Linked DNA regions of Homo sapiens: region 1 is linked to region 2. Evidence: read pairs that join two places in POLR2A ChIA-PET (ENCODE). Cell type or tissue: K562. All regions are shown on one strand. Each heading gives the region's core, and the rest is flanking DNA. Links, peaks and the distances in the headings are about the cores only. Region 1 holds the start of CD84 (CD84 molecule). Region 2 overlaps ITLN2 (intelectin 2).

Region 1 (17,200 bases), core at 5,263-9,262, 370 kb before region 2:
CTCTTATAAGTATTGATGTATCAATATGTAAGTATTTATAGATATAAAAAGATTTAGGGGACCCAATTATCAGAAATGTAGATGTGTTTCAGATAGCAAACTTGCAAAGTAAAAATAAAACACAAGCTCTCCGTCTTCCCATGACTTACGATAGATTTGCAGGTTGTAGCGCTTGGTGGTGGTGTAGGGATCAGCCTGTGTATTTATGTCTGCTTTGTAGTCTCCTGCGTCTTCCATCCTCAGATCGCTAATGACCAGATTGTAGTTCGGACCTAAGGCATGTATCCGTTCATAATAATTTCTGTGGGTCACAGTAACTACGGGTGCTGTTTCTGAGTCTCCTGGTGTTACATAAGCAACAGATGTTTTAGAAGTCCAAGCAATGATTTTAACTTGCCGTGGTTCTTGGATATTTACAGGGAAAGTGACTGACTCTCCCAGAATCCCATTCACTGTGAAGATTTCTGAGTCTTTTCCAGCTGCTTCCGGCCCTGAGAACATAAAAAGAAAACTGTAGCCATCTGACTGTTGCAGCTTTTTCACTTCCTAATCTTTTTGGCCTTGGAGCTCCCTGAGGAGCTGCCACAAATGCAGTTCACCCAGTTTCTTGAGGATGCCTTTTTTTTTTTTTGGCATTCTACTCTAGGTGTATTTAATATGTTATGACAACTAAATTTTCTAACGCATTCTCATTCAAAAACTAAGTTTCTCACTAGAGATCCATTTTGTTAAAAATATTTTTACCTAGACTTACAGACTCTGAAAGCTAGAAGGCATTTGAGAGGTGAAGGCCATAAGCCTCCACGTAGTCTAAGATATTAGGTGCACTTCTTTCCCAAGATCATATTGCCAAGTGGTGGAAGAGCTAGAACAAGAACCTGGAATATCTTGGCTGATGGACTCTTGGGTCATTGCTTTTTATTTTCCTGTGATCTCTGTAAAAAGCAAGTAACACTTTTGTCTCTTTTCTTGGAAGATAGAAGCAGAGAGTGCTTTGGAGTCTCTGGAGAAAATATTCCCTAAGTTGGTGATTTTTAGGGATATTTTTCTGTTTACTTCCATATTCCTAGTCTCTAGAAGAGTGCCTAACACAGAGAAGGGGCTTAATAAATATTTGTGGAATTAATTGATAGAATTTACTCATGAGTTTCCTAGACTCTCTTGGAACAACTTCTGAAGTAAGCAAGTTTCGTTTATTCATTCATACATTTGTGAATGGTTGCATGTATTTATTCAGGATCAGTTTTGCTCCAGATACTATGGTGGGTATTTGTTAATTTAATTTATAATGTAAGTGTTTGTTGGACATCTACTCTTTTAAACAAGATACGAGGAGCTGAGGATACAACGGCGAGAAGAAACAGATATAATTCTTGCTCTTTGAGACTTACAATCAGAGGAAGATACCAATGTTGATCAGATAACCATAGAAACAAATGGATAGGCACAAAATATGTAAGCATTATGGTGATTTGAGAGAGACCAGCAAGGGGACTTGATCTGTTCTGGGAATCGAGGGAACATTTCCTAGTGAAAACTTAAGGATGAATACTTTTAAAATGTAACATGGGAAGATGAAAAGCTTATTTTCTCCTCCCTTTTCTCTCCTCTATCACTTTTGAAGATAAACTGATTTAATATATAGTTTGTAAAATGAGAGACAATGTAACTTCAAGACATTATTTTTCTGCTCTTTCTCCTCCTCTTCTTCATTATCCTATAATTCTCAATGAGGGCTCTTTAGTGAGAAACACTGTTTGGGGCAAGCATAGATGATATCCAAAGTATTTAATAACCAATATGACGTGGGCCTTGACCAATCAGAAAGGGTGTTAGCCATAAACAAACTAGTTGAGCGGTTCTGGTGTGTACTGGTTGCATGTAGGCTCTGATGACCAGACATCAGTTTTCCACATAAGTGGGTTCAGGTTGACCCTAAAGTTTATCCAAGGCTTGGTATACGGAAGAATAAGGATCATAAAGTATACACGTCCCTTGAAAGTGGCACAAAAAAAGCGATTTCTTAACCTGATGGTGTTGTCTCACTATGGCTACCCTTGCTCTTCAGCTCAGCAACCACTGAAAGAGCCCCAGGAACAGCTGATGTAAAGCTCTTTCCTTTCTGACCAACAGAGATTTTCCCGTAGGAGCAGTATCCGGGACAAGGCCTGAGGATTTAGTTGGGGGTTGGCTAAGTACAGAAGATACAACAGGGTGGGGAGTATGTGGAGTGGGAGTAGGAAGGGGGAAATTGGGAACCCTTATCTGCAAACATTTATTAACTGCTAATTATGTGTCAGATGCTGTGTTAGGGACACAGGGATAAACAGGACATCGTTGCAGCCCTGAGGAGCTCACAGCCTAGAAAATAAGACAGATGTGGTCACAAGTGAAAGACAATACAACACGATGAGTGCTAAATGGTAAAAGCAATAGAAATAAGCCATTGGGGTAGCGGGTCAGAAAGAGGCTAATGCTGCCTTTGGTGGTAAGAGTCATAGTTTGCCAAAATTTAAGAACATTAATTCTTCCCAGATAAACTGTTTTTCTGGGCTGACGGGTTCTAGGAGAGGGGTATTTGGAGTGTCCCAGCGTGAATCCCTGGATGGTCCAGGCATGGGCATGTGATCTATGCAGTTGCACAGAACCCTGAATTCAAAAGGACCCTGAACTGGACTTAAGGCTGCGTTGCCACCTTTAAATTCTACATACTATTTAAACAAGGGGCCCTCCATTTTCGTTTTGCACTGGGCCTCGCAAATTATCTAGCCAGTCCTGGTCTCAGATCTCCCACGTCTCAAGTCTTTTTTGAAGTCAGGCCCTAGTGCTTAATTGCCACACCACTCTGTGGATTGAGATTAGGTGTGAGGAGAGAGACAGAACATAGATTCCACAGACTCGTAATTTTGCTGGGTTCTCTCACTAAACCCCAGGAAGTATGTAGGTAGATTGTTAAGGCTGAGACCTTCTTAATATTAGGGCCGTTGAGCAGCCACAGTGGTTGGTGTGTGGTGCAGTTTTAAAAGTATGTCTCATCTCCTGTAGCAAGTCATTCAGGAAGTGTTGGTGGGGTATCAAAGAGCAATCAGGCAGTGGGGGTGGTGGGTAGGCAAAGCTGGGGGAAGCTGTTATTTGTGCTGCTGGTGTTGTTGGCAAGAATACTTTGCTTGCTGGAAAAGGCAAAGGGGTTGCACATGTTTAAGATGAAGATTCTGCCACCTTCAAACACTCCAACTGTGCTCTGAGAGAAGCAGCTGCAAAACCATTGCATGCAGTGGAAAGATAGGGAGGCAGAAGGTGTAGGTGCAAGTACTTCTACTTATGAACTGGACAACCTTAACGAGGTCACAAAACCTTTCTTATTTATTTATTTATTTTTAGACAAAGTCTCACTCTCTCACTGTCACCCACGCTGGAGTGCAGTGGAGTGATCTTGGCTCACTGCAACCTCCACCTCCCGGGTTCAGGCAGTTCTCCTGCCTCAGCCACCCAAGTAGCTGGGATTACAGGTGCATGCCATCACGGCTAGCTAGTTTTTGTATTTTTAGTAGAGACGGGGTTTCACCATGTTGGCCAGGCTGATCTTGAACTCCTGACCTCAAATGCTCTGCCCGCCTCAGCCTCCCAAAATGCTGGGATTACAGGTCACAAAACCTTTCTGAACCTCAGTTTCTTCATCCATAGAATGAAAATAATAATTATGCTATTTGTCCTGTTTGGTGAGCAGCAAATGATGTAATATGAGTAGAAATGCTTTGCTGATCATCAAGGTAAAATAAATGTTAGTTATTTCTGGAGTTGATACTGATATATTAACATTCATCGTATGTTCTTTATCATCACTTCAACAATTGGTACATGCCCTTTGGGCCTGCCCTAGGCCACCCTTATGATGGCGTTGGTGATGCCGGGGCCATACTGGAGCATATATCAAAAGCCATTTTTAAGGGCTAATTCAAGTAAAGCCTGGAGGGACAGTTTCAGGTACCCTGGATAGACTTTATTCTGCTCTTAAAAGATTTTAAGATTTAAAAGAAAGAGTGTCCATATCAATCAATCCCAATATTTATTTTTCTGGGTGCTAAAGGGACTCTAACATTATGTTATCACTGGAAGTGACCTTAGTAAAATCTAATTTCAGAGATAACTTGTGGCACAAAAACATCTTGAGGACTTACCATGAAATGCACTATGCTAGTCTATGGCAAAGACAGATTCTCTGCCTTTCGGGGGGAATTTGATACCCGGTTAGGGAAATAAGATACACACACACACACACACACACACGCACGCACGCACGCACGCACACACACAATTCTCCTTTGCAATATGAGATAGTGAATAATAAATTCAAGTGAATGGTAGAAACAGTGATTACGGTAGGAATTCTAAGAAGGGAGGGATTGCTGAGCTGTAGTGGTTAGAAAAAACATCTCAAAGAAAGTAGAATTTGAGGAGGATTTTGAAGGCTGAATAGAATTCTACTTGATGGAAAGGGAAAGGAGGGGTGTCTCAAGTCCTCGGATCCTGAACAAAAGTTTAGAAGCAGAACCTGTGATGTTAATTGGATGAATATAGATTTGCATATCAGAGTGGGGAGAGGTACAGCTGGAGATACAAATTAGGTTTAGATTTGAGACAGCCTTGAGTTTGAGGTCTCCATCAGAGGCAGAGGGGAACTATTAAGGTTTTTGCGAGTGAAGATTAAAATAATGTTTTAGTCATTGTAATGTAGTAATGATGTGTGGGGAGGAAAACAGGAAGGAGAGGCTGCATCAGAGAGGCCATTTAGGGATACTGTAGTCTTCTGGGCATGAACCAGGGGACGATAATGGGAATGGAAAGGAAGGGCTGGATTTGATGATAACACAAAGAAAGGCAAGAAATAAAGAGGCATCTGCTAGAATTCAATTGTTCATCAATATATTTTGAGTTTCTACTTTATGTCATTGAAAAACTCATAAAGTTTATGATGGAAAGAAGTCAAAGGGGGAAGAAAGTTTAGTGTTAGAAATATTAAACTTCAGATGATGGTGGACCATGTAAGTAAGCTCTTGGAATGATGGAAGATAAGGAGAGAGAATGGACTTGAAGTATTATTTGGGGCACTGTGGCAGAATCTGCTAGCTGTTTTCCAATATTTGTTCCCTCCTTCATTCTTATTAATAGAATCACTAATTTTTAGCAGGGCATAGAGCCACCCAGAGTAAAGACTATATTGTCCTGCTTTCTTCTAGCTAACGTTGGTCATATGACTAAGTTCAGCCCAACAGAATAAAAATGGAAGTGTTGTATATGACTTCTGTGTCTTTAAGAAGAGTGGGAACCTGGCATGGTGGCTCACATCTGTAATCCCAACACTTTGGGAGGCCAAGGCAGGTGGATCGCTTGAGTCCAGGAGTGCGAGACCAGCCTGGGTAACATGGCAAAACCCTGTCTCTACAAAAAAGTACAAAATATACCTGGGCATGATGGTGCACACCTGTAGTCCCAGCTGCCCAGGAGGCTGAGATGAGAGGATCACCTGAGCCCAAGGGGGTCAAGGTTGCAGTAAGCCAAGACCACACCACTGCACTCCAGCCTGGGTGACAGAGTGAGACCCTGTCTCAGAAGAAAACCAATAAATAAATAAATACATAAAAAGAGGGAAATTTGCTGTTTTCATCTCTTCCTTGCTTTTGCAGGCCAGAAGGTCATGACAGCTGGATCTTAGACAGACATTCTGAGTCATGAGGAGGAAGCCAAGTTCTGAGGATGGTGGAGCAGGAAGATAGAAGTTGGAACCCCAATGACCTTGTGAACTATTCTACTGACTGTGAACTGCCAACTCCGCACTTTTTTACATGAGCAAGAAATAAACCTCTTTCTTGTTTAAGCCATTCTTATTTTAGTGTCTCTGGTACTTACTGTAACACTGAAATCCAGCGGGTTTAGAGATCATCCACAGAAATGGCGTGGGTGAAGGAGAGGAGGGTCATTCAGGAAGAGTAAGCCTGAAGTCCACGACTGAGCCCTGCGAGAGTGCTCACATTTATAGAAGAGACACCATCAAAAGAAACAGAAGAGACCAAGCAGTAAGAGTGCAAGAGAGGCACCAATAGTGGGCCATATCACAGAGAGGAGAAAGAGTCTCAAGGAGGAGATTGCCACTGATGTCTAATGATTCAGCGTTCAACGGGATAAAGACTGAAAATGGCCCTGGGTTTGCCCGTTACGAGGTTATTGATGGCCTTTGAGAATGTAGTACAAGTAAGACAACTCGATGGAAGGCCAGAGTCTAGGGGACTGACAGAGTAGGTGGTAAAGCATGGAGGAAAAACTTGACAGTGAAAGAAGGGTGATGAGATAGGACAGTAGCTAGAAGGTCAGGTGAAACTAATTTATTTTTGTTTTAAAATAGAAGAGACTGGGGGCTGGGGGGGAGGAGCTAGGGAGGGTAAGCAGAGAGAGATGTCCCCAGTGGGCCTGCTCTAGGTTAGATGCTCCTGCTCATGGCCTCTCTGGAACTCCAGGTTTCCCTCTCATAGCACTTGCCACATTGTGTGGTGGTCATCAATCTGCGTGTCTGTGTTCTGGACACTGTGAATGACTGAGTCCAGGGGCCTTGCCTTAAACCTCTGGTATGCAGAACAGCACAAGATACACAGGCTACTAATGCTTGTCATGGAACAAAAGATGGAAAGGAAAGGGCAGGCAGTGGAAGCTGTAGATTTAAGGAGGGTCACACCCTCACCTGAAGTGGAAAGGGGAAAGGAAAGGATAAGTGAAAGAGCAAAGGTATTTTGAGATGTTATTAAAGACGGTGATAGGAAGAGGCTGCTTGGTGAAGTAGAGTGAGCATAGATTTGAGCCAGGTGGGCTTGTGCTCATGTTCAATCCCTGACATTTGCTGAGGCCCTGATCTTACTTGACTACAAGATGGGCTATAATAATGCCTGCCTTATAGAATTGTTTTGAGGACACATAGAAGGTGCTTAATACACAGTGGACATTTTGGAATAGATAGGATAAAATGGAAGATAGTCATTCTTGGTGGCCTTCATCTCTTCAGTAATGTAGGAGGGGAGACTAACTGGCAACAGTGAGGAGGCAAGAGTGGGACCAGCTAGGAGGTATACAGACTAAAGGTGCAGATTTTGAATCTAGGAATATTTGAACGTAGCTGTGTTATCTTGAGAAAATTATTGAAATTCACTGTTCCTCAGGTGCCTCATCTGTAAAGTGTGGATAATTATTAAATGCAATTGCGAAGATAAAGCACTTAGCACAATGCCTGGCACATATAAATGGTAGTTGCTATTATTTTGGTGAATGTAAAAATTGGGGGGGGGAATGTTACTATAAGGAACACCATAGGGAGTCAACAAGAGATTGATGAAGGGGATCAAGTGTTTGCTAACTACCCTTGAGAGCCCAGTGAAGAAGTGGTAACCCACATTTACAACCTTTTCCAAAGAGTGTGATTTCGTGACCTTCTTATGCCAGAACACAAATGGGAAAGGTAGGAGAAAGGCCATACCTCTAGAGGAGAAGCAAAGGCAAGAAAAGGCTGAAACCCTGGGGTGCAGGCTTAGATGGAAAAACCTGTTCACTGTGACTCTTAGGTAGCTATGGCAAAGAGGGAGCCCAGGACTCAGGGAGCAGGATGACCAGTGTTGAAAGAGATCACTGAGGACTGGTTGCTCACTGGAGGTTGCCTTCCCCTCCTGGATTGGGCTGGGGCACCCTTCCCAATGCAATACACCTTTCTGTGTCTAAGATGATAACCCTGTTTCCCTGGATGATCCTAGGGATATGGATGGATTTTACAAATGTACATTTCATGGTTAGGCAGCTCAAAGCCACTGACTAGAAGAAGACAATAGGGATCGTGAGAAAAAGAAGAATATTTGAAAAAACAAAAAACAAATAGAAAAGAATCAGAAACCCATATATATAGATTGTATAAAGATTGTTGAGGTATGAGGCTTTTAACTCATGAGAGGAAAATTCTTCAAGGCTGGGCAAGCAAAACTTACTGATGTTTTGGGTGGAATCCAAAGTCAAATATGGATGACAATGGAGAGGTTATATAGACCTAAAACCCCATAATTCTCCTTAGATTCTATTAAAAATGAACACAGTGTACCCTTGGAGTCTGGGGAGCTCTCTATTCTCCTTTCATAATCTTAACCATCACTACTAGGCTCTGCCTGATCTTCCCCTACTTCCCTACTCCAACCACATCAGCTCCCTCTGTTCTGTAAACAGGCCAAGGGCACTTTGCCTTAGAGCTTTTGCACCTGTTGTTCTCCTCTTTTCCTACCACACTCTTTTCAGCAGTCCCCCACTTTGTTCAGGGTTTTCTCCCAACATCATCTCATTAGAAAGAGCTTTCCTGGTCACTGTGCCTAAAACAGCAATCCCCACCCCATCCTTCTCTCTTGCCTTGCCTTACTATCCTTCTCTTCACTGCAGTTATCACCACTAAAGCATTGCCTGTGCTTATTTATTGATTGTCTCCCAACCCATCCCCTCAATACACTGCTACTATAATGCAATTATCAAGAATGTGAGTCTTTGTCTGTTTCAATCACTACTGTTCCTCCAAGAACTAGTGGATGATTATTAAATGTTTGTTGAAAAAATGAACACCAGCCTGGGAAACACAATGAGATCCCATCTCTATGAAAAAGAAAATAAAAAAAAATTAGTCAGGCATGGTAATGCATGCCTGTAGTCTCAGCTACTTGGGAGGCTGAGACAGGAGGATCACTTGAGCCTGGGAAGTCAAGGCTGCCATGAACCACGATTGTGCTACTGCCCTCCAGCCTGGGTGACAGGGCAAGACTCTGTCTCAAAACAAAAAACAAAAACAAACAAAAAAAAACAAAGCTTTTTTTTTTTTTGCAACTGACTCAATTAATCTTTTCCAACAATAGAAAAACAAGGCAGAAAATCTCAGCAAGAGAAAGAGTGAAGGCAAGAGAGGACTCTTTACTGATCTCTGGGTCTTGATGTGAAAGGTCAAGTATTTAAACTGATTATTAACAAGAATCAGATGGCTAACTGCAATTTCTTTCTATATTCTATACTGTTTGTGAAGAAAATTTTTTAGATCCACAAAATGGGGACCCACAGCATAGTTAGTAAAAGTGTCCTGAATCAGGGATTAGGAAACATGTTTGAGTCTAGGGTCTGTTGTTGACTAGCTAAATGACCATGAATGTCACTTACTTGCTAAGTCAGAGGGTTCTAGTTGGTAAAAGAAATAAAACAGAGCTGTCCTGCCACTTTGAGGAATTATTAGGATTAAATGACATGAGGGTGCTCTCAAGTGTGTGTACTAATGGAGGAGAGTCTAGTGGTCCTAAGGAGAGCCTTGCCTTGTGGAATCACCTGTATGTCACCATGGGTTAGTCACTGAGGCCTAGCCTGCCTGGGCTAGAATCCTGGCTCTGTCAGGGACTGGCCATGAACCCCAGGGAAAGTCAGTAACCTCTCTGTGCCTCAGTTTCCTCAGCTTTAAAATGAAGGTAATATTAGCACATTGGTGAAGGTAATAGTAGCACAATATTTGACCTCATAAAAATATTATGAGGGTTAAATGAATTGATATTTGTAGACCTCTTAGAATAGTGCCTGGCATATACTAGGCACTATATATGTTTGCTATGTAAAACAAATAAACATCTTCAAAGAGACTAAAATAACACCTCAGACAACTACGAAGGGAAAAATTAGAGTTGGGGTATTGGGGAGATGTTAAAGTCAGCAAGTAGCTATTAATAAGAGTGGAAATGGGGAAGACTGCACAGTTGCTTAACAGACACCTCCACCCCCTTACTTTCTTAGGATCCTCCAGACAAACATTTCTTGTTCTTTTTTTGTGGCACTAGCTAAACTTCCTCTCCTCTTCTCCACCCACTGCCTCCTAGAGTCAAAAAGTGGGGGTGGAACATCGCTGAGTATTGTAGGTCTGGGAGAGTGACCAGAGGTAGCTTTAGCATGTGGTGCCCAAAAGAGAGTCCATTATAACTGCTCACACTGAGTGAAGGGACATAGAGGGGAAGAGGAAGCACAGGGCTGGGCAGGCAGAAATTTTGTGTCATTCTCCAAAGCGACGGAAAGTCCTTGATCATGAGGTTTTAAGAAAAAGGAACCTACTACCCCCATGCAATAGTACATTGTTTTCCCCTGGGAGTTTTACTTTATATCACCTTTATTGGGATTTAGGTTTACTTGAATCAGTTCCTTCAAAACACACACACACACACACACACACACACACAAAATCTCAAAACAGACATGAGATCATAGCCATCCGTTTTAACATTGCTGCCCTCTATTAGCGTGTACTTGAACACTGAGTATAACAAAGGAAACAAGAGTACCTAGTCAGTTCCACCTATATCAGCCCCCAGCTGATTGCTCATACCTCTTTCCAAGTTTCACATAGATGAGCCCAGTGATCTCCAAACTTACAGGTCCATCCCTTTCCTAAGGTCCAAGACAAGAAAGGTTTGATTTAGGAATACTCCAGTAGCCTGAATGGCTTGGCACCGACCATCAGGCTCCTGTTGCGAAGGTGCTCTGGCTGCCTTGTTGGCCTCCATATTGATCTCCAGGACTGCTTCAAGCACTTGGAGCTGACAAGGTAGGCCTCCGCTGCCTTCCACTGAAGGCCTGAGTTATCACAGGGGGAACAGCTTTCCACCCTCTGTTTGGAAGCTGGGTTTTTGATAAGCAGTTTTACCCATATGTAATATATTTCCATTTCTATAACTGGATTTCTGCTTTTGAGCCCTTTTCTGAATGTCTGTGGTAGTCATCTGCTTAAATCTCATTCTAATACAGAGGCCTTGTCCTTATCTTGAAGACCCCTCAATGCAAGGACTTCAGATCAGTGGCAGGTTGTTTTGTCAGCATACTTCCACAGGTATGCTTCCTGTCTCTGAGCCCCAGGATGATGGTTGGGGTCCAGTTACCCATAGTGAGCCCACTCATTTCTTAGAATTTTAGGTCTCAACTGCTGAAATGCCCATGACCATGTTTAACATCCAACAAGACATCAACATCATGCTGATATTGGACTTTTATTTGTTTAAAGAAACTAATTCAAATCACATTTGAATAATATTAAAGTGAACGGTATTTGAAATATGTCTGGAGATGGTTGTTTGCTTGGGTATTCTGCCTCACTGCCCTGCCTAAACTTCCGTTATTGGCAAGGACCTGCCAACAGCTCCTTCCTCCTCTGTGGGTGGGTATAGAGAAAGGCACAGATTCTATCCGAATAATCCTGTCTTGACAGAAATAAATAAATCATCACTCTTTACTGACATATTCCCAAACATTAATAGTAGGGAGAGTAATTTACTCCACTTCAGCATCAATGTGGGTGGAGGCAGCATGACTCAGAGGTGAAGTCTAAGGACTCTGAAGCTTAAATTCTACTTCTTTCACTTTTTGGTTAAGTGGCCTTTGACTCTCTGTGTATCAATGCTTTCATCTGTATATGTGCACATAAACCGTATCTATCTCATAGTGTATTGTAAGGATTAAACAAAATAATAACTGTAGACTACTTAGAGTAATGCTGAATATGCAGTGATTGCTCCATAAATGGTTACTTATTACTATTATTGATGGGAGATAAGACAGGGAGTTGAAGAAATAGAAATACGAATGGGGCAGAGAAAAGGAAGAATTAAGAGTATGAGACAGTATATGTAGAGGGGGTGGGCAAGGATTAAAACTGGTGGACTCCTTCATCTCCTACCCTCAGAGTGGGAGTGTCTCCCAGGGTATGTGGAGAGACAGTCAGAGTCATGGTGTTTCCAAAGTCATGATCAGAAAGTTGGCATCAGAGCATAAGACTGTGAATTTTGACTCAGAGAAAACTTTTCCAACATGGAACAGTCATAAGTTTGCACACTCAGACTTTCCTTATGTCGGTGATTTCTGAGGGGAAATGGGGATTTCTCCCTGCATCTCTCCACTGCTTCTCAGCCTCTTCAACTGCTCTGAATTCCAGGGAAATGTGTAAAGTGTAGACTCCTAAGCCCAATACTGAATGTAAGGGACTACCTCTACCAGGAACAGCAGCAGGAGGAATTCATGGTATATTTTTGTGCTCAGAAAAGGTTTGCAGAATAATCCTTAAGAGGCAAACAGATAATTCAGTAAAGGTGGACAGTATGTAAAAAGTACTCCTGGCTTCACTTTTATAAAAACAAGCTCCCATTCCCCTTTCATGGATCCTTGATGAAATGAATATCTCACTCCTAGTTTCCTTTTCCAGAACCCAGACAACCAACACCTAAGCTCAAACTCCCACCACCTTTTCTCCTGTTTATGTTCCTTGGACAATTCCCTGACAGAGGAGTCCTGCCCAGGATCTCTGTGTGGTAAAGCCATGGCTCTTCCTAATAATGAATGAAAAGCGAGTGTGAAAAATAGTAGCATTAGCTGATATCTGTTAAACACTTACTATATTCAGGTACCATGGCAAGTGTTGTACATGCATTATCATCATTTTGATTCTCAAAACAATTCTACTGTATTAATACCTCCCCATTTTGAAGCTGAAACAAGAGTCAGAGGAGGAATGTAACTTCGTCTAGGTCACAAAACTTGTAAACAATTCACTACTAGCTGATTTGACAACTTTATTTCAGTTTCAGTAGATGAAAGAAGTGTATCCTAGAGCTACCTTTTATCTTAGCAGGTATTAACCTTTTGAAGAGCATCAAAAATTTGAAAGCAATGAGTGAAGAGGTCAGGTGGAGCAGAAAGAAGAACCAATGGGATTGGGATTAACCTTGGAATTAGAAAAACCAATGTCTATTTCCAGCTCTACCAATTTAGGTAGTGAAATTTCAGGTGAATTTTTAAACCCCTAAATCTTAATTTATTATTTTTCTTGCATAATGGGATTAATAACGTCTATCTTGCTCATCTCAATGGTTTTCATATGGATGACATAAGAATGTAGGCATAAACATTGTAGAATGTTTTGCAAATTAAGTGGTATCAAATGCTACCTTGTCTGGTCTCTCTCTGGAAGATTAGGGACATCCCTAGTACCATTCCTCATCTACTTGCATTTTCTGTCTGCCATTCTAGAGCGACCAGCAGAGGCTCCAAAAATTTGGTCTGACTAGTGGTTACAATCTCCATGAAGTTCAAATTAAAGGAGCCATAGCTTGAAATGGCCAAAGAAACCAGAGAGATCACAGTGCATTGATTCTACCTTTACAGAAAATCCAAACGTACTAGGTTCCCAGGGTTCTAACTCATGCCAGAATTCTGCTAGTGCATTTTCAGAACTGGCAAGAGATACTAGAAGTAGATCTAGAAGTTCCAAACATAGTAAATTTCTGTTAGAGCAATTGTTTGTATTTAAGGAGATAACATGTACAATGACACAGCACTCCCAGATCTATGTTAATGTTACAATTTTCTTTGTACAAATAACAATCAATATTCATGTCGTTCTTTTAGTTTACTGTTATGCCATAAGTAAGAAAAATAGGGTTTTTAATTCAAGTTCTCCAACTCTTTTTTGAGACTATTTGTAAAAAATGGGATAGTAATCTCTTCCTCATTTATTTTAGAGTTTGTTGAGGATAAAAGCAGAGTAATAGCTCTGTGTTTTGAAAATAAAGGGAGTTTATAGAGATGAGGCTCAACAATGATAACGATGAGTCATCCATCACTCTAACCTGATAGAACAATCAACTATAATTAGGAAAGACATTTTTCTCTCTCAAACGCCATCACAATTGAATGCCAAGAAGAAATTGCTTGTAAGTCATTCAAGCTTTTAGAAGATCTTTCTTTTGCCAGGCTTTTTGGGTGGGTTTACCAAGTGCTGATTCCTCTGAGAAGGATTTGCCTCAGACCTTTGGAAACTGAGATCTCCAGATCTCAGAAATATAACTCAGTAATATAAACTTTAAAGCTGAACCTAAACACTTAGGTTTGAATTTTAAGTCTCTCCCCAGCCAGTTGGATCCTGTTGAGTACAGTAGATACTGAGACCCAGGGTGTTCTGCTAAACACAGATCAAAAAGACAGTTCAATGTCTTCCTTAAGGGCAATTTTTAAAACTTTATGGAAAACTAGGAGGCGATCAGCAAGGGTCAGAACTCACAGGTTTGCAGGCAAAGGAGCAAGATCCATAGGTGGTGCTGAGCCATCTCTTTCAGGGTCTAACCTTCTGTGGAAAAGCACGGCACTGTTCTAGCAGAGTCAGTTTCACTTGAGTTTTCTTCCTCCTTTTTATAACGACATTTAAGAAAGGAAGTGCATGTTAACTGATTTAGTTAACATTGGTCTTTGTATTACTGTGCTAGTTTTTTCCAATTTAAAGTGCCTAGCATTAATTATTTATTCAACACATATTTATTGTGTGCCTACTATGTGCCAGGCCCTCTTCTGGGTGCTGGCAATATACAGAGCAACAAAACAATTGATCACCCTCCTTTCATGGCATTTATACTCTTTTTTGGAGTAATCAACAACTCTATAAGCAGTTCCAATTTAATGTAGTAAGCATTGCAATAGGAAAAATACAGGGAACTATGAGAGGAATAGGGGCATCTAACTCAGGCTAAGAAAAGTTGGAGTAGGCTTCCTAAAGAAACTGACAACCAACCTGAGACAGGCTCAAAGAATGAATTACCATTATTAGGCGAATGGCGGTGGGGGATATGAAAGAGGAAAAATGTTTTGACATATGGTAGGAGCTTAAAAAAACATAGCAATTAAAATTACATAATTATAGTTATATAAAATGATCACAAGTACATGATTATGTATTATAATGTATAATCAACATGTGATATTATTTAACATAATCAATATTAAGTATTATATTAATAATATATAATTATATTTATATATGATACAATAATATATAATTATATAATATATTAATATATAATATAGTATAACTACATACATATAATTATGTATAATTCCATGATATCATCATGAAACATTATGATTATGATCACACCTTATTAGGGACACAAAAAGTGTTTGATAAAAATGAAGTCAAAAGGGATTTTTAGACTATTGAATCTATTTTGCAGATGGAGAAACTGGCTCAGAAGGAGAGGAAGTGACTTTTCCCTATATCACACAGTGAATTAGGGAACTGAGTTAAAAGCCAGCAGTGTCACTTGGCAAAGACTGTGACTCCTGGGCATGAGAGACAGCAGGTGCAGAGGCAGGCTTAGGTGGAGTTGAGCTAGATGTAACAGGACTATTTCTTGTAGAGGGTCTTCATCTTGGTTAACAAGAATAAGAGTGATTGTGTAATGTGTGTATGGGAGATGTTGTCTGGGAATGGGGATAGAAATGAATATTTAAGTTTGACTCAGCTGTTTTGGGGAGTAATGAGAAGGCTGGGGACACTACCCCTGAGACCTGGAGGAGCTTTTTTTTAACTGAGACGAGTCCTCATGCTAGCTAGCTCATTCCTAGGTAACCTGGCCTCTAGAGTCACACATTAAATAATCCTGCTGATCATTTCCCATATATACTTACATAATACTGAATATAGTTGACCCTTGAACAATGCAGGGGTTTGGAGTGCTGTCCCCTCAACCAGTCGAAAATCCATGCATAACTTTTGACACCCCTAAACTCAACTACTAATAGCCTACTGTTGACAGGAAGCCTTACCAACAACACAGTTGATTAACACATATTCTATGTGTCATATACATTGTTTACCATATTCTTGCAGGAAAGTAAGCTAGAGAAAATAAAATGGTATTAAGAAAATCATGATGAAGACAAAATATATTTACTGTTCATTAAGTGGAATTAGATCATCATAAAGGTCTTTATCCTCATCATCTTCATGTTAAGTAGGCTAAGGAGGAGGAGGATAAGGAGGAGTTGGTCTTGCTGTCTCAGGGGTCCCTGGGGAAGAAGAGATAGAGGAGGTTGAAGGGAAGGTGGAAGAGACAGGCACAGTCGGTGTAACTTTTCAGAAGTATATTTAATTTTTGTCTGACTTTTTTGCTTGTTCATTTCTCTAAAAATATTTCTATATGGTACCCCTTCTTACTTCTACCATTTGTTTTAGTTTTAGTGCCTGTATCATACCATAGATGGGCCCATATCATAAAAGAAGTCAAAAGCGGTCCCGAATAGTCAGAAGCCTTCTGTCAGACTGTCTAATGTCAGCTTGTTTTCTGGCACTGCTGCTTCTATGTTTTCTTCCGCATTGTTTGATCCTGGCTTAGATGCATTCTTCTCCATCAAGTCATCTTCCATTAATTCCTCTGGTGTGGTGTCTATTAGCTCTTGAATTTTGCCAAGATTTATTTCTTGAAACCTTTTACCCCAACTTTTTTTTTTGCCATATCCACAATATCTTTCATAATTTCCTTGATTAGCTCTGTCATAAATCCTGTGAAGTCACGCACAACATTTGGACACAGTTTCCTCAAGCAGAGTTTATTGTCTCAGGCTTAATGGCTTTCACCACTTTTTCTGCAACAATGATAGCATCTTTAATGGTGTAATCTTTCTAGACTTTCATGATGGCCCTCTCCTGGGGTTGTCTTCCTAGGCATTGACAATTCTTTCCATAGAGTACGTATATAATGAGCCTTAAAGGTCCTTATGACCCCCTGTTCTAGAGGCTGAATTAGAAACATGTCTGGGGAGAAGTATACCATTTCAGTGCCTTTGCTGTTGAACTCCTGGGGCTCTGGGTGGCCAGGGGCACTGTCCAATATCAAAATAACTTTAAAACGCAGTCCCTTACTGGCAAGGTATTTCCTGACTTCAATGACAGGGTATTGATGAAACCAATGCAGGAAAAATGTTCTTGTTGTTCAGGCCTTCTTGTGGTACAATTAAAACACTGGCTGCTGGTGTTTATCTTTTCCCTTCAAGGCTCAAGGGTTAGCAGACTTATAGATAAGGGCAGTTGTGATCATAAACTCAACTGCATTTGCACAAAACAGTAGAGTTATTGATTTCTCTCAGTTCCTGTATATTTTTGTTTATGGTGATATGTAATTTACTGGAGAGATGAATTTCTTATGTGGAAATGGTATTACAAGATTTTTTTTAATACTGTGTATTTTATTTTACGTTTATGTAACTTAATTTTTTTATTATTCTACTTTAAGTTCTGGATTACATGTGCAGAACGTGCAGTTTTGTTACATAGGTATACACGTGCCATGGT
Region 2 (13,684 bases), core at 4,870-8,869:
GAGAGGGCATCCCTGTCTTGTGCCAGTTTTCAAAGGGAATGCTTCCAGTTTTTGCCCATTCAGTATGATATTGGCTGTGGGTTTGTCATAAGTAGCTCTTACTATTTTGAGATATGTCCCATCAATACCTAGTTGATTGAGAGTTTTTAGCATGAAGGCTGTTGAATTTTGTCAAAGGCCTTTTCTGCATCTATTGAGATAATCATGTGGTTTTTGTCTTTGGTTCTGTTTTTGTGATGGATTTCGTTTATTGATTCATGCATGTTGAACCAGCCTTGCATCCCAGGGATAATGCCAACTTAATCTTGATGGATAAGGTTTTTGATGTGCTGCTGGATTGGGTTTGCCAGTATTTTAGTGAGGATTTTTGCATCAATGTTCATCAGGGATATTGGTCTAAAATTCTGTTTTTTTGTTGTGTCTCTGTCAGGCTTTGGTATCAGGATGATGCTGGCCTCATAAAATGAGTTAGGGAGGATTCCCTGCTTTTCATTTATTGGAATAGTTTCAGAAGGAATGGTACCAGCTCCTCTTTGTACCTCTGGTAGAATTCAGCTGTGAATTTGCCTGGTCCTGGACTTTTTTTGGTTGGTAGGCTATTAATTATTGTCTCAGTTTCAGAGCCTGTTATTGGTCTATTCAGAGATTCAACTTCTTCCTGGTTTAGTCTTGGGAGGGTGTATGTGTCCAGGAATGTATCCATTTCTTCTAGATTTTCTAGTTTATTTGCATAGAGGTGTTTATAGTATTCTCTGATGGTAGTTTGTATTTCTGTGGGATCAGTGGTGATATCGCCTTTATCATGTTTTATTGCATCTATTTGGTTCTTCTCTCTTTTCTTCTTTATTAGTCTTGCTAGTGGTCTATCAATTTTGTTGATCTTTTCAAAAAACCAGCTCCTGGATTCATTGATGTTTTCAAGGGTTTTTGGTGTCTCCATCTACTTCAGTTCTGCTCTGAGCTTAGTTATTTCTTGCCTTCTGCTAGCTTTTGAATTTGTTTGCTCTTGCTTCTCTAGTTCTTTTAATTGTGATGTTAGGGTGTCAATTTTAGATCTTTCCTGCTTTCTTTTGTGGGCATTTAGTGCTATACATTTCCCTCCACACACTGCCTTTAAATGTGTCCCAGAGATTCTGGTATGTTGTGTCTTTGTTCTCATTGGTTTCAAAGAACATCTTTATTTCTGCCTTCGTTGTGTACCCAGTAGTCTTTCAGGAGCAGGTTATTCAGTTTCCATGTAGTTGTGCAGTTTTCAGTGAGTTTCTTAGTCCTGAGTTCTAATTTGATTGCACTGTGGTCTGAGAGACAGTTTGTTATGATTTCTGTTCTTTTACATTTGCTGAGGAGTGCTTTACTTCCAACTATGTGGTCAATTTTGGAATAAGTGCAATGTGGAACTGAGAAGAATGTATATTCTGTTGATTTGAGGTGGAGAGTTCTGTAGATGTCTATTAAGTCAGCTTGGTGCAGAGCTGACTTCAAGTCCCAGATATCCTTGTTAACCTTCTGTCTCGTTGATCTGTCTAATATTGACAGTGGGGTGTTAAAGTCTCCCATTATTATTGTGTGGGAGTCTAAGTCTCTTTGTAGGTCTCTGAGGACTTGCTCTGTGAATTTGGGTGCTCCTGTATTGGGTGCATGTATATTTAGGATAGTTAGCTCTTCTTGTTGAATTGATCCCTTTACCTTTATGTAATGGCCTTCTTTGTCTCTTTTGATCTTTGTTGGTTTAAAGTCTGTTTTATCAGAGACTAGGATAGCAACCCCTGCTTTTTTTTGCTTGGTAGATCTTCCTCCATCCCTTTATTTTGAGCCTATGTGCATCTCTGCATGTGAGATGGGTCTCCTGAATACAGCACACTGATGGGTCTTGACTCTTTATCCAATTTGCCAGTCTGTGTCTTTTAATTGGAGCATTTAGCCCATTTAAATTTAAGGTTAATATTGTTAATATTTACATTTAAGTTTAATTATGTGTGAATTTGATCCTGTCATTATGATGTTAGTTGGTTATTTTGCTTGTTAGTTGATGCAGTTTCTTCCTAGCATCGCTGGTCTTTACAATTTGGCATGTTTTTGCAGTGCCTGGTACCGGTTGTTCCTGTCCATGTTTAGTGCTTCCTTCAGGAACTCTTGTAAGGCAGGCCTGGTGGTGACAAAATCTCTCAGCATTTGCTTGTCTGTAAAGGATTTTATTTCTCCTTCACTTATGAAGCTTAGTTTGGCTGGATATGAAATTCTGGGTTGAAAATTCTTTTCTTTAAGAATGTTGAATATTGGCCCCCACTCTCTTCTGGCTTATAGAGTTTCTTCTGAGAGATATGCTGTTAGTCTGATGAGCTTCCCTTTGTGGGTAACCTGACCTCTCTCTCTGGCTGCCCTTAATATTTTTTCCTTCATTTCAACTTTGGTGAATTTGACAATTATGTGTCAGATTCACCAAGATACTACTCTTCTCGAGGAGTATCTTTGTGGTGTTCTCTATGTTTCCTGAATTTGAATGTTGGCCTGCCTTGCTAGGTTGGGGAAGTTCTCCTGGATAATATCCTGAAGCATGTTTTCCAACTTGGTTCCATTCTCCCCATCACTTTCAGATACACCAATCAAACGTAGATTTGGTCTTTTCACATAGTCCCATATTTCTCGGAGGTGTTGTTCATTTCTTTTTACTCTTTTTTCTCTAAACTTCTCTTCTCAGTTCATTTCATTAATTTGATCTTCAATCACTGATACCCTTTCTTCTGCTTGATTGAATTGGCTACTGAAGCTTGTACTGAAACTTGTACATGCGTCACATAGTTCTCGTGCCATGGTTTTCAGCTCCATCGGGTGATTTAAGGTCTTCTCTACACTGTTGATTCTAGTTTGCCATTCGCCTAATCCTTTTTCAAGGTTTTTAGCTTCCTTGCGATATGTTTGAACATCCTCCTTTAGCTCAGAGAAGTTTGTTATTATGACCTTCTGAAGCCTACTTCTGTCAACTTGTCAAAATCATTCTACATCCAGCTTTGTTCCATTGCTGGCGAGGAACTGCAATCCTTTGGAGGAGAACAGGCTGTCTGGTTTTTAGAATTTTCAGCTTTTCTGCTCTGATTTCTCCCCATCTTTGTGGTTTTATCTACCTTTGGTCTTTGATGATGGTGAAGTACAGATAGGGTTTTGGCATGGATGTCCTTTTTGTTGATGTTGATGCTATTCCTTTCTGTTTGTTAGTTTTCCTCCTAACAGTCAAGTCCCTCAGCTGCAGGTCTGTTGGAGTTTGCTGGAGGTCCACTCTAGACCTGTTTGCCTGGGTATCGCCAGCAGAGGCTGCAGAATAGCAAATATCGCAGAACAGCAAACATTGCTGCCTGATCCTTCCTCTGGAAGCTTCGTCTCAGAGGGGCACCCAGCTGTATGAGGTGTCAGTTGGCCCCTACTGGGAGATGTCTCCCAGTTAGACTACATAGGGGTCAGGGACCCACTTGAGGGGGCAGTCTGTCCATTCTCAGAGCTCAAACACTGTGCTGGGAGAACCACTGCTCTCTTCAGAGCTGTCAGACAGGGATGTTTAAGTCTGCAGAAGTTTCTGCTGCCTTTTGTTCAGTTATGCCCTGCCCCTAGAGGTGGAGTCTACAGAGGCAGGCAGGCCTCCTTGAGCTGCGGTGGGCTCCACCCAGTTCAAGCTTCCAGGCCACTTTGTTTACCTACTCAAGCCTCAGCAATGGCAGACGTCCCCTCCCCCAGCCAGGCTGCCACCTCGCAGCTCAATCTTGTACTGCTGTGCTAGCAGTGAGCAAGGCTCTGTGGGCGTGAGACCCACTGAGCCAGGTGCAGGATATAATCTCCTGGTGTGCCATTTGCTAAGACCATTGGAAAAGCACAGTATTTGGGTGACAGTGTCCTGATTTTCCAGCTACAGTCTGTCACAGCTTCCCTTGGCTAGGAAAGGGAAATCCCCCAACCCCTTGTGCTTTCCAGGTGAGGTGATGCCCCACCCTGCTTCAGCTCACCCTCCGTGGGCTGCACCCACTGTCCAACCAGTCCCAATGTGATGAACCAGGTACCTCAGTTGGAAATGCAGAAATCATCCGTCTTCTGCATTGATCACGTTGGGAACTGCAGACCAGAGCTGTTCCTATTTGGCCATCTTGGAACCCTTCCCAATATTTAGTATTTTAAATATTTAGTTTCTTGTTAGCTGGTCTTCAGTTGACTTGGTTCTCTATCCAGTTACAGCCATGGTGCATGTTGCATGCAGTCGTCTATACATTATTTAAACGGGCTTAAATATTAAATGTGTTACCCACCAATAATAAAATAGACCCTTATGAAAACTATAAAAACAAAACACACAAAAAAAGCCATTGGGTACATTTGTTCAAATCTTTTTTTTTTTCGAGATGGAATTTCACTATTTGTTGCCCTGGCTGGAGTGCAGTGGCACAATCTCAGCTCACTGCAACCTCCGCCTCTCAGGTTCAAGCAATTCTCCTGTCTCAGCCTCCCCAGTAGCTGGAATTACAGGCACCTGCCATCACACCCAGCTAATTTTTAATATTTTTAGTAGAGATGGGGTTTCACCAGTTGGCCAGGCTGGTCTCGAACTCCTGACCTCAGGTGATCCGCTCCCCTTGGCCTCCCAAAGTACTGGGATTACAGGCGTGAGCCACCATGCCTGGCCTTAAATCTCTTTTTTTAAATGCTCTTGGGCTTGGCACGGTGGCTCAGCCCTGTAATCCCAGCACTTTGGGAGGCTGAGGCAGGCAAATCACGAGGTCAGGAGATCAAGACCATCCTGGCTAACACAGTGAAACCCTGTCTCTACCAAAAATACAAAAAATTAGCCGGGCATGGTCGTGGGTGCCTGTAGTCCCAGCTACTTGGGAGGCTGAGGCAGGGGAATGGCATGAACCTGGGAGGCAGAGGTTGCAGTGAGCCAAGATCTTGCCACTGTACTCCAGCCTGAGCGACAGAGCAAGACTCCATCTCAAAAAAAAAAAAAAAAAGTTCTTTATTGCCTTCAGCTGTCAGGGCTTCATGACTTCCATTCTATAGAATTTAAACAAAATCCTCTGTTTCTCAATGGCAGCACAGCTGGCATTTGAGATCAGACCATTCTTTGTCATGGAGCAGGGATGTCCTGTGCAGTGTAAGGTGTTTCACAGCATCTCCAGCCTCTATTCACTAGATGTCAGTAGCGCTCCTGCCAGGCCTTCCACCACCACTCATTGCGGTGTCTCCAGACATTGCCAAATGTTCCCTAGATGTAGGGTTGCCAGGTAAAATATTGCATGGGACAAACATACTAAAAATATTATCGATTGTTTATCTGAAATGCAAATTTAAGTTGGCCTTCCATATCTTTATTTGCTAAATCTGGCAACCCTATCTGAGAGGTGAAAAACCCTATCTGAGAGGTAAAATCACCACTACATCTCCTACCTCCCATCCCATTTGAAAACCAATGCTCTAGTCCACAGGGAGCAATGGAGAAAAAGTGTGGTAATGGGTTTGGGAAATGTTATGATTAGATTTGCATTTGGAGCAAAGCACTTTTTGTTTGTTTGTTTTGTGTTGTGTTGTTTTGTTTGAGACGCAGTCTCACTCTGTTGCCCAGGCTGGAGTGCAGTGGCACGATCTCAGCTCACTGCAACCTCCGCCTCTGGGGTTCAAGTGATTCTCCTACCTCAGCCTCCCGAGTAGCTGGGATGACAGGCACCCACCACCACACCCAGCTAATTTTTGTATTTTTAGTACAGACGGGGTTTCACCATGTTGGCCAGGATGTTCTCGATCTCTTGACCTCGTGATCCACCCGCCTCGACCTCCCAAAGTGCTGGGATTACAGGCATGAGCCACCGCACCCAGCCTGGAGCAAAAAAACTATAAGACGTCCAAGCCCTCTTCACCAGCCAGGACTGCTGTAGTCAACATCCTGTTTGAGACCTGATTGGAATGCCTGGCTCTCTTTTTTTTTTTTTTTTTTTTTGAGATGTAGTCTCGCTCTGTCACCCAGGCTGGAGTGCAGTGGTGCAATCTTGGCTCACTGCAACCCCCACCTACTGGGTTCAAGCGATTCTCCTGCCTCAGCCTCCTGAGTACCTGGGACTACAGGTGCACACCACCACACCTGGCTAATTTTTGTATTTGTAGTAGAGATGGAGTTTCACCATATTGGCTAGTCTGGTCTCAAACTCCTGACCTTGTGATTCGCCTGCCTCGGCCTCCCAAAGTGCTGGGATTACAGGTGTGAGCCACCACACCTGGCCATCTCTCCTTTTTAGTAAGCAACTAGAGTTGGGATTCCAGATGTGGCCAGGCACATGCACCTCTGGAGAGACTACCCTGTCTGCTAAAGCTGGAAGAATAAAAGAAATGGGTGATTGTGCTATCTCCTGTTTCTCTTCTTTAATATGTTTATATTGAAGGCTTAATTTAATTAGCTAATAAAGGTGCATTAGGAAGAACTAACATGAAATATTTTCTCTTGTCCTTAAATCCAGTTCAGGGATCTCCTAAAAACAGGAACATACTTGTGTTCTGGGACAGATGAGACTTGAAATTCCAAACCCAGAATGTCTTTGTCTTTATTTTTCTTTTCTTTTCTTTTTTTTTTTTTTTTTTTGGGTAAAGTTTTGCTCTGTCACCCAGGGTGGAGTACAATGGCGAGATCTTGGCTCACTGCAACCTCTGCCTCCCTGGCTCAAGCCAACCTTCCACCTCAGCCTCCTGAGGAGCTGGGACTACAGGCACGCATTACTTCCTAGCTAATTTTTGTACTTCTTGTAAAGATGAAGTTTTGCCATGTTGCCCAAGCTGGTCTCAAACTCCTGACCTCAGGCAATCCACCTGCCTCGGCCTCCCAAAGTGCTGGGATTACAGGCATGAGCCACCATCCCTGGCCCAGAATGTCTTTTTATTTTTCAATTTTTTTATATCTTTTTGCTAATCTTCTCTGTATTGTTCCAATTTTAGTATATGTGTTGCTGAAGTGAACATTTATTTTTATTCAATGGGTTCTTCCTAGCCACTGTGCAAGCCCAGAATATGTGAGGTGGAATTCACCAGAACCATAGGTATTCTTTTAAAATATCCCTCAACACATCAGCCAATTTATAAAAAGAATTCAAAGAAACATAGAGTTGCAAATTGATGTGATTTAGTCTCCTCTCCTCCTTGTTAGAATTCCAGTTTTTCCGTCTCCAAATAGCCGGGGTTGGAAGATGGGTTCTCGCCCTGACACCGCAGAGCTCTGTCTCATCTATAGAACAAGAGTACAGCCGCCTCCGTTATCTCCCGACTGCAGCTGCTCTTAACGTGAGTTCCATATCCATCCCAGTCAAAGGCGGAGAAGTCCCCACACTGACGGGGTTTGCCCTGTGGGAAGAACCCTCCTCCACCGATGCAGTGCTGGGAAACAGAAAGAAGAAACACTGTGAGGAATTTGATTTGCTGCTGACACCAGTGAGCGCAAGGCTGGTCTCGAACTCCAGACCTCAAGTTATCCGCCTGCCTCGGCCTCCCAAAGTGCTAGGATTACAGGTGTGAGCTACCACACCTGGCCCTATGCATGTATTTTAAAGTAGTAATGCATGCAGGAACATACACAAACACGCACTAATGGACAGTCTGAGGAGCACAGAGCCAGTAGAGAAACTTGTCAAGGAAAAGGGCATAAAGACATATACTCTAGTCCACCCCCACTGCCCACGTGGTCGTCATCCTCCGAATTCTAATCTGCGAGTCCCTCCATGAGAGAATAGCTGCCTCATCTTAGCTGGAAAATGAAAAAGCTGAAAGCTGGGGCAGGGAAGATGGAACCGTGAGTTCAGACTGTCAGTTGGGGAGGGAAGGGGGCCCTAAGTGAATGCCCTTGTTCTTGATGGCTCTGACGCTCTCTTCCTCCAACCCCTAGGCACAGGATGTCCCTCAAATACAATCTCCCACCACTACAACTGTGGTGCTGTCTCCTACAAGACTGGAAAAACAATAAAAATATAAAGCTTCTAAAAGTTAAGATTAATATTGGAGAATATTTTCACGACCTCGGTGTAAGGAGGTACATCTTAAAGAAAACATTAAAAGTACTAACCATAAATGAAAAGTTTGATAAACTGAATTCCATTAAAATAAATTATACTCAGCCGGGCACGGTGACTCATGCCTGTAATCCCAGCACTTTGGGATGCCAAAGTGGGCAGATTGCCTGAGGTCAGGAGTTTGAGAACATGGAGAAACCCATCTCTACTAAACCCATCTCTACTAAAAATACAAAAAAATTAGCCGGGTGTGGCAGTGCATTCCTGTAATCCCAGCTACTCAGGAGGCTGAGGCAGGAGAAACACTTGAACCCGGGAGGCAGAGGTTGCAGTGAGCAGAGATCCTGCCATTGCACTCTAGCCCAGGCAACAAGAGTGAAACTCCCTCTCAAAAAATAAATAAATAAATACATAAGATTTAAAAGACAAATAAATTATACTCAACTTCTGGCATCTACTACTCCAAACTTTGTACCACTTAATTTTTATTAAAAATATGGACTCTTCAGGCTGGGCGTGGTGGCTCACGCCAGTAATCCCAGCACTTTGGGAGGCCGAGACGGGCGGATCACGAGGTCAGGAGATCAAGACCATCCTGGCTAACATAGTGAAACCCCGTCTCTACTAAAAATACAAAAAAAATTAGTGGGGCGTGGTGGTGGGCCCCTGTAGTCCCAGCAACTCGGGAGGCTGAGGCAGGAGAATGGCATGAACCCGGGAGGTGGAGCTTGCAGTAAGCTGAGATCGCGCCACTGCACTCCAGCCTTGGTGACAGAGCGAGACTCTGTCTCAAAGAAAAAAAAAAAGAAAGAAAAGGACTCTTCAAAGAAAAAAAAAGAAATAAAAAATAAATTATATTCATAAGACATCATCAGGAGAGTAATGAGAGTAAACAGAATGAGAGTAAGCGAGTAACCACAGAGACACACATTGATACACCCCACACAGGTACACACATGTGCATACCCATGCACACACATGGTGAAGGGGGCCAGCCCCTCCACATCTGTGGGTATTTCTCGTCAGGTGGGATGAGAGACTGAGAAAAGAAATAAGACACAGAGACAAAGTATAGAGAAAGAACAGTGGGACCAGGGGACCAGCACTCAGTATACGGAGGACCTGCTCCGGTGCCAGCCTCTGAGTTCCCTCAGTATTTATTGATCATTATTTTTACTATCTTAGTGAGGGGAGTGTAGCAGGGCAACAGGTAAGGAGAAGGTCAGCAGGGAAACATGTGAGCAAAGGAATCTGTATCATGAATAAGTTCAAGGAAAGGTACTGTGCCCGGATGTGCACATAGGCTAGATTTATGTTTCTCTTTACCCAAACATCTCAGTGTAGCAAAGAGTATCAGAGCAGTATTGCTGCCAGCATATCTCGCCTCCAGCCACAGGGCGGTTTTCTCCTATCTCAGAATAGAATGAATGGGAGTGGTCAGCTTTACACCCAGACATTCCATTCCCAGGGATGAGCAGGAGACAGAAGCCTTCCTCTTACCTCAACTGCAAAGAAGCCTTCCTCTTTCACTACTCCTCCTCAGCACAGACCCTTTACGGGTGTCAGGCTGGGGGATGGTAAGGTCTTTCCTCTCCCATGAGGCCATATCTCAGGCTGTCTCAGTGGGGGAAAACCTTGGACAATACCCAGGCTTTCTTGGGCAGAGGTCCCTGCGGCTTTCCGCAGTGCATTGTGTCCCTGGTTTATCAAGAATGGAGAATGGCGATGACTTTTACCAAGCATACTGCCTGCAAACATATTGTTAACAAGGCACATCCTGCACAGCCCTAAATCCATTAAACTTTGATTCATTACAGCACATGTTTCTGTGAGCACAGAGTTGGGGCTAAAGTTACAGGTTAACAGCATCTCAAAGCAGAAACAATTTTTCTTAGTACAGATTAAAATGGAGTTTCTTATGTCTTCCTTTTCTACATAGACACAGTAACAATCTGATCTCTCTTTCTTTTCCCCACACGTGGGCCATTGATCTCCCCAAAAACTCACATGCTCAGTGTTACAGCCAGTAACTTTTATCCCAGCACAAAGGGCGTTGGCTGCTCTCTCGTTATTAAACACCCGGAACTGAACGAATCCTGCAACAAATTCCCCTGAAAAAGAAGAGGTGAAGAAACAGCCAAGTAGTCAAAGGATGAACTAGAAGCAGCATCCCATTGGCCAGTCCAGGGATTCCCTAAGCCAAAAGCTGAGGCTACAGCCAAACACCCCAGGCTGTAGGGGTGCAGCCCAGTACCTTTATGGCCAGTGGCTGGTGCACGTCAGTCCTAAACTTGTCCCCAAGGAAACCTCTGTTCATAGGGGGCAAGAGGACAAAGGCTGGGACTCACAAAAGGACCCAGGTCTGCTTACAGCTTACAGGAGAAACTAGACTCTACAAAAAGATTACCAAAAAGATCTGAGAAGGCCCAGCAGGAATAAGCAATGATCAGATGTGGCTGCCTATTGCTGTTTACACACTTCTCATCCAATTACCATGGGTTAGTTTCCCTGACCATCACCTGCTTTCATCAAAATATCAAAGGCAAACAGTGATGTCTTTGATTTTTTTATCCACAACTTAACTTCTGTGCTCTTATTATACTGAAAACTGTCTTTTGTAAGATAATTAAAGTTATCCTTCATAACAAAAGTAAATCTCTCTCACCACTCTGCTAGTGGTTCTTTCCTGTGAACCTCAGTGTGCACTTTTTTTTTTTTTTTTTTGACAGGGTTTCGCTCTTGTTGCCCAGGCTGGAGTGCAGTGGTGTGAACTCAGCTCACCGCAACCTCCGCCTCCCAGGTTCAAGCGATTCTCCTGCCTCAGCCTCCCGAGGAGCTGGGATTACAGGCATGCGCCATCATGCCCAGCTAATGTTTTGTATGCACCTTTTCTTAACTATTATTGAAGGGGTGGCCTGCCCCTCCACACCTGTGGGTGTTCCTCGTTGGGTGGAACGAGAGACTGAGAAAAGAAAGAGACACAGCGACAAAGTATAGAGAAAGAAAAGTGGGCCCAGGGGACTGGCGCTCAGCATAAGGAGGACCCGCACCAGCACCAGTCTCTGAGTTCCCTCAGTATTTATTGATCATTATCTCTACCATCTCAGAGAGGGGGACGTGGCAGGACAATAGGGTAATAGTGGGGAGAGGGTCAGCAGGAAAACATGTGAACAAATGTCTGTGTCATAAACAAGGTTAAGAAAAGGTGCTGTGCTTTTGACGTGCACATACATAAACATCTCGGTGCATTAAAAAGCAGTATTGCCGCCAGCATGTCTCACCTCCAGCCCTAAGGTGGTTTTCTCCTATCTCAGTAAATAGAACATACAATCGGGTTTTACACCAAAACATTCCATTGCCCAGGGATAAGCAGAAGACAGATGCCTTCCTCTTATCTCAACTGCAAAGAGGCCTTCCTCTTTTACTAATCCTCCTCAGCACAGACCCTTTGTGGGTGTCGGGCTGGGGGACAGTCAGGTCTTTCCCTTCCCACGAGGCCATATCTCAGGCTATCACATGGGGAGAAACCTTGGACAATACCTGGCTTTCCTAGACAGAGGTCCCTGCGGCCTTCCGCAGTGTATTGTGTCCCTGGGTACTTGAGATTAGAGAGTGGTGATGACCTTTAACAAGCATGCTGCCTTCAAGCACTTGTTTAACAAAGCACATCCTGCACAGCCCTAAATCCATTAAACCGTGAGTCAACACAGCACATGTCTCTGTGAGCACAGGGTTGGGGGTAGGGTTACAGATTAACAGCATCTCAAGGCAGAAGAATTTTTCTCAGCACAGACCAAAATGGAGTCTCTTATGTCTACTTCTTTCTACATAGACACAGTAACAGTCTGATCTCTTTTTCTTTTCCCCACAATTATAAGAGTATACAAGGTGGTGATGAAGAAACCTGGGATTACGTGCTGTGAAATGGGGATAACAGCAATTCTAACTTCATAGTTTTCTCATGGTAATTAAATGACACAAAATCATGTTAAGTTCCAAGACAAGAGTCTGGTGCATTTTAAGTGCTCAGTAAATACTAGCAATTATTAATTGTTGTTATTTGCCACCATTCTCCAAGAGTACAAGAAAATATTTATGACTGGACTTAGGGAGCAAACACTCACGTTGACCATACGGTGAGTAATAAGATGCAGTCTTCTTAGCATCACCAAAGTCATAGACCACAGGTATGGCTGGGCCATTGTCATTCCAACATTTCCCTGATCTGTATTTCACTGGGTATTTCTGCAGAGACCCAGAAGAAAGGTTTTGTGAGGACAGTAGAGATGCTGCCACAGTGTGGGGGGAGGAGGGGTTTCAAATTAACTGCCATTACCCAAAACCAATCCTCATAATAGTGACTGCTTTTCCCCATAGCTGTGTCTCCCCAACAGCCCCAAACCCCTTGTCCCTGTCTCTTTCTCCCCATGCTTTCCTGTCCCACAGGCCTCTTCCTTGCTGGCTTAGAGTTTCTGAGAGGCCAGACATGAGTTCACAGTGAATCAAAGGAAGGAGAAACAGCCAACCACTCAGTAGTGATGTGGAACCACAGGACAGATCTGCCCCCTACCCTAGACACTTCGATCTCTGTTCACCAAAGAAAGTGCCCCCCAGCCAGCAGCCCTGTGTACCTGGTAGATGCCAAACAGATTATGTCCCAGTCTCTGGAGGAAGCCAGTGTTGGTGCGGTACCTCAGCAGGGCGCTGTTTCTCCAATGCTGCATGGGGGACTTGTTGGGCACATGCCAGATGCCCAGGTCCTTGGCCTGGATGTCGTAGTAGCCAGGGTTCTGGAAAGCAACAGACACTGAGCCTGACTGGGCCAGGAGGTACCAGGAGGCAGAAGGTCCACATGTGCAGCCTCAGCTGGGCTGAGAGCTCTGGGATCAGTAGGCAGATGGCCAGCCACGCTCAGACACCCCACTCCCAGCTGATGATCCCACCACCACCCAGGGCCCTAACAGCCTTGTTGAGAGGAAGTTGTGATTCAAGTCCTGTATTTCTCTCTTCTTCTCCAGCCCTTCCCCATATCCCCACCTTCCAGCCCTCCCTCCTGCAGGCTGGTGGCCAGCCACACTCCACACCTCACCCTCACCCAAGTAGGAGAGAAGTGGCACCAACCTTGTAGTCATCGCTCGTGGCCGCCTCTGCAGATCCAAAGGTGTTGTAGTTGGCCCAGTTGCCATCCCCCTCTGGGTAGTCTGCTTTGTTGCCCTGCTGACTGGACCAGCGATCACCCACCGTGCACTTCCCACGCATGTCATTCTCGTGCACGCTGGCCACCAGGGTCCAGCCGCCACCCCCAGAAGTCATGTCACAGAAGGTCTGGTAGACAACACCATTCTTGGTGCGGAGAAAATACAGGCCATCTGTAGAGAGAACCAGCCCAGAGCCTCCCTGTCTGAGAGCTCAGGGTTCATCTCAGCTCCGTGAATAGAAAAGCCCTAGGAAGTCAAAAGCACACTCAGAAGACTCCAACACATACTTGCTGGAAGACGATGCTCCATGCATCTTGTGTTCTGCTCACCTATGAGCAGAGGCACTGACTGTCTTGGCTTCACACTATCTTTTCAAAGAGTTTGTAGAGCAAATAGTCTTAGAAGAGACAGAGATGGTATCTCCCTCTCGACAGTGCCACCCTGTGGCCAGGAGAGGCCAGAAAT

The links. Peaks named below come from ENCODE experiments on the same cell type or tissue, not always from the same donor. Only the 100,000 strongest peaks of a DNase experiment are listed, where the experiment ranks them.
Region 1: POLR2A ChIA-PET joins it to region 2 with 7 read pairs; 2 of 35 experiments call an interaction of 5 or more read pairs at or near these places.

Annotation. Positions count from the first base shown.
Region 1 is chr1:160,565,255-160,582,454 of GRCh38, forward strand. It overlaps CD84 (CD84 molecule), which reads right to left and starts at 14,242. Exons shown (of 7, transcript NM_003874.4): 1 at 14,138-14,242; 2 at 150-491. The coding sequence starts at 14,183. It overlaps CD84-AS1 (CD84 antisense RNA 1), which reads left to right. Exons shown (of 2, transcript NR_188634.1): 2 at 5,685-5,879. RefSeq lists an enhancer at 10,612-10,661. In K562, for the core only: no CTCF peak of the experiment used is centred there; no DNase peak of the experiment used is centred there.
Region 2 is chr1:160,937,901-160,951,584 of GRCh38, forward strand. ITLN2 (intelectin 2) reads right to left here. Exons shown (of 8, transcript NM_080878.3): 4 at 13,143-13,390; 5 at 12,653-12,811; 6 at 12,146-12,266; 7 at 10,029-10,132; 8 at 7,125-7,392. The coding sequence ends at 7,240. LOC101928372 (a long non-coding RNA gene) reads left to right here. Exons shown (of 6, transcript NR_110695.1): 4 at 6,958-7,058; 5 at 7,166-7,299; 6 at 10,751-12,022. Among named protein-coding and RNA genes, the nearest start is that of ITLN2, 10 kb to the right of the region's middle. In K562, for the core only: a CTCF peak has its summit at 5,173 (motif pointing right); a DNase peak (open chromatin) is centred at 7,311; H3K27me3 peaks cover 955 bases.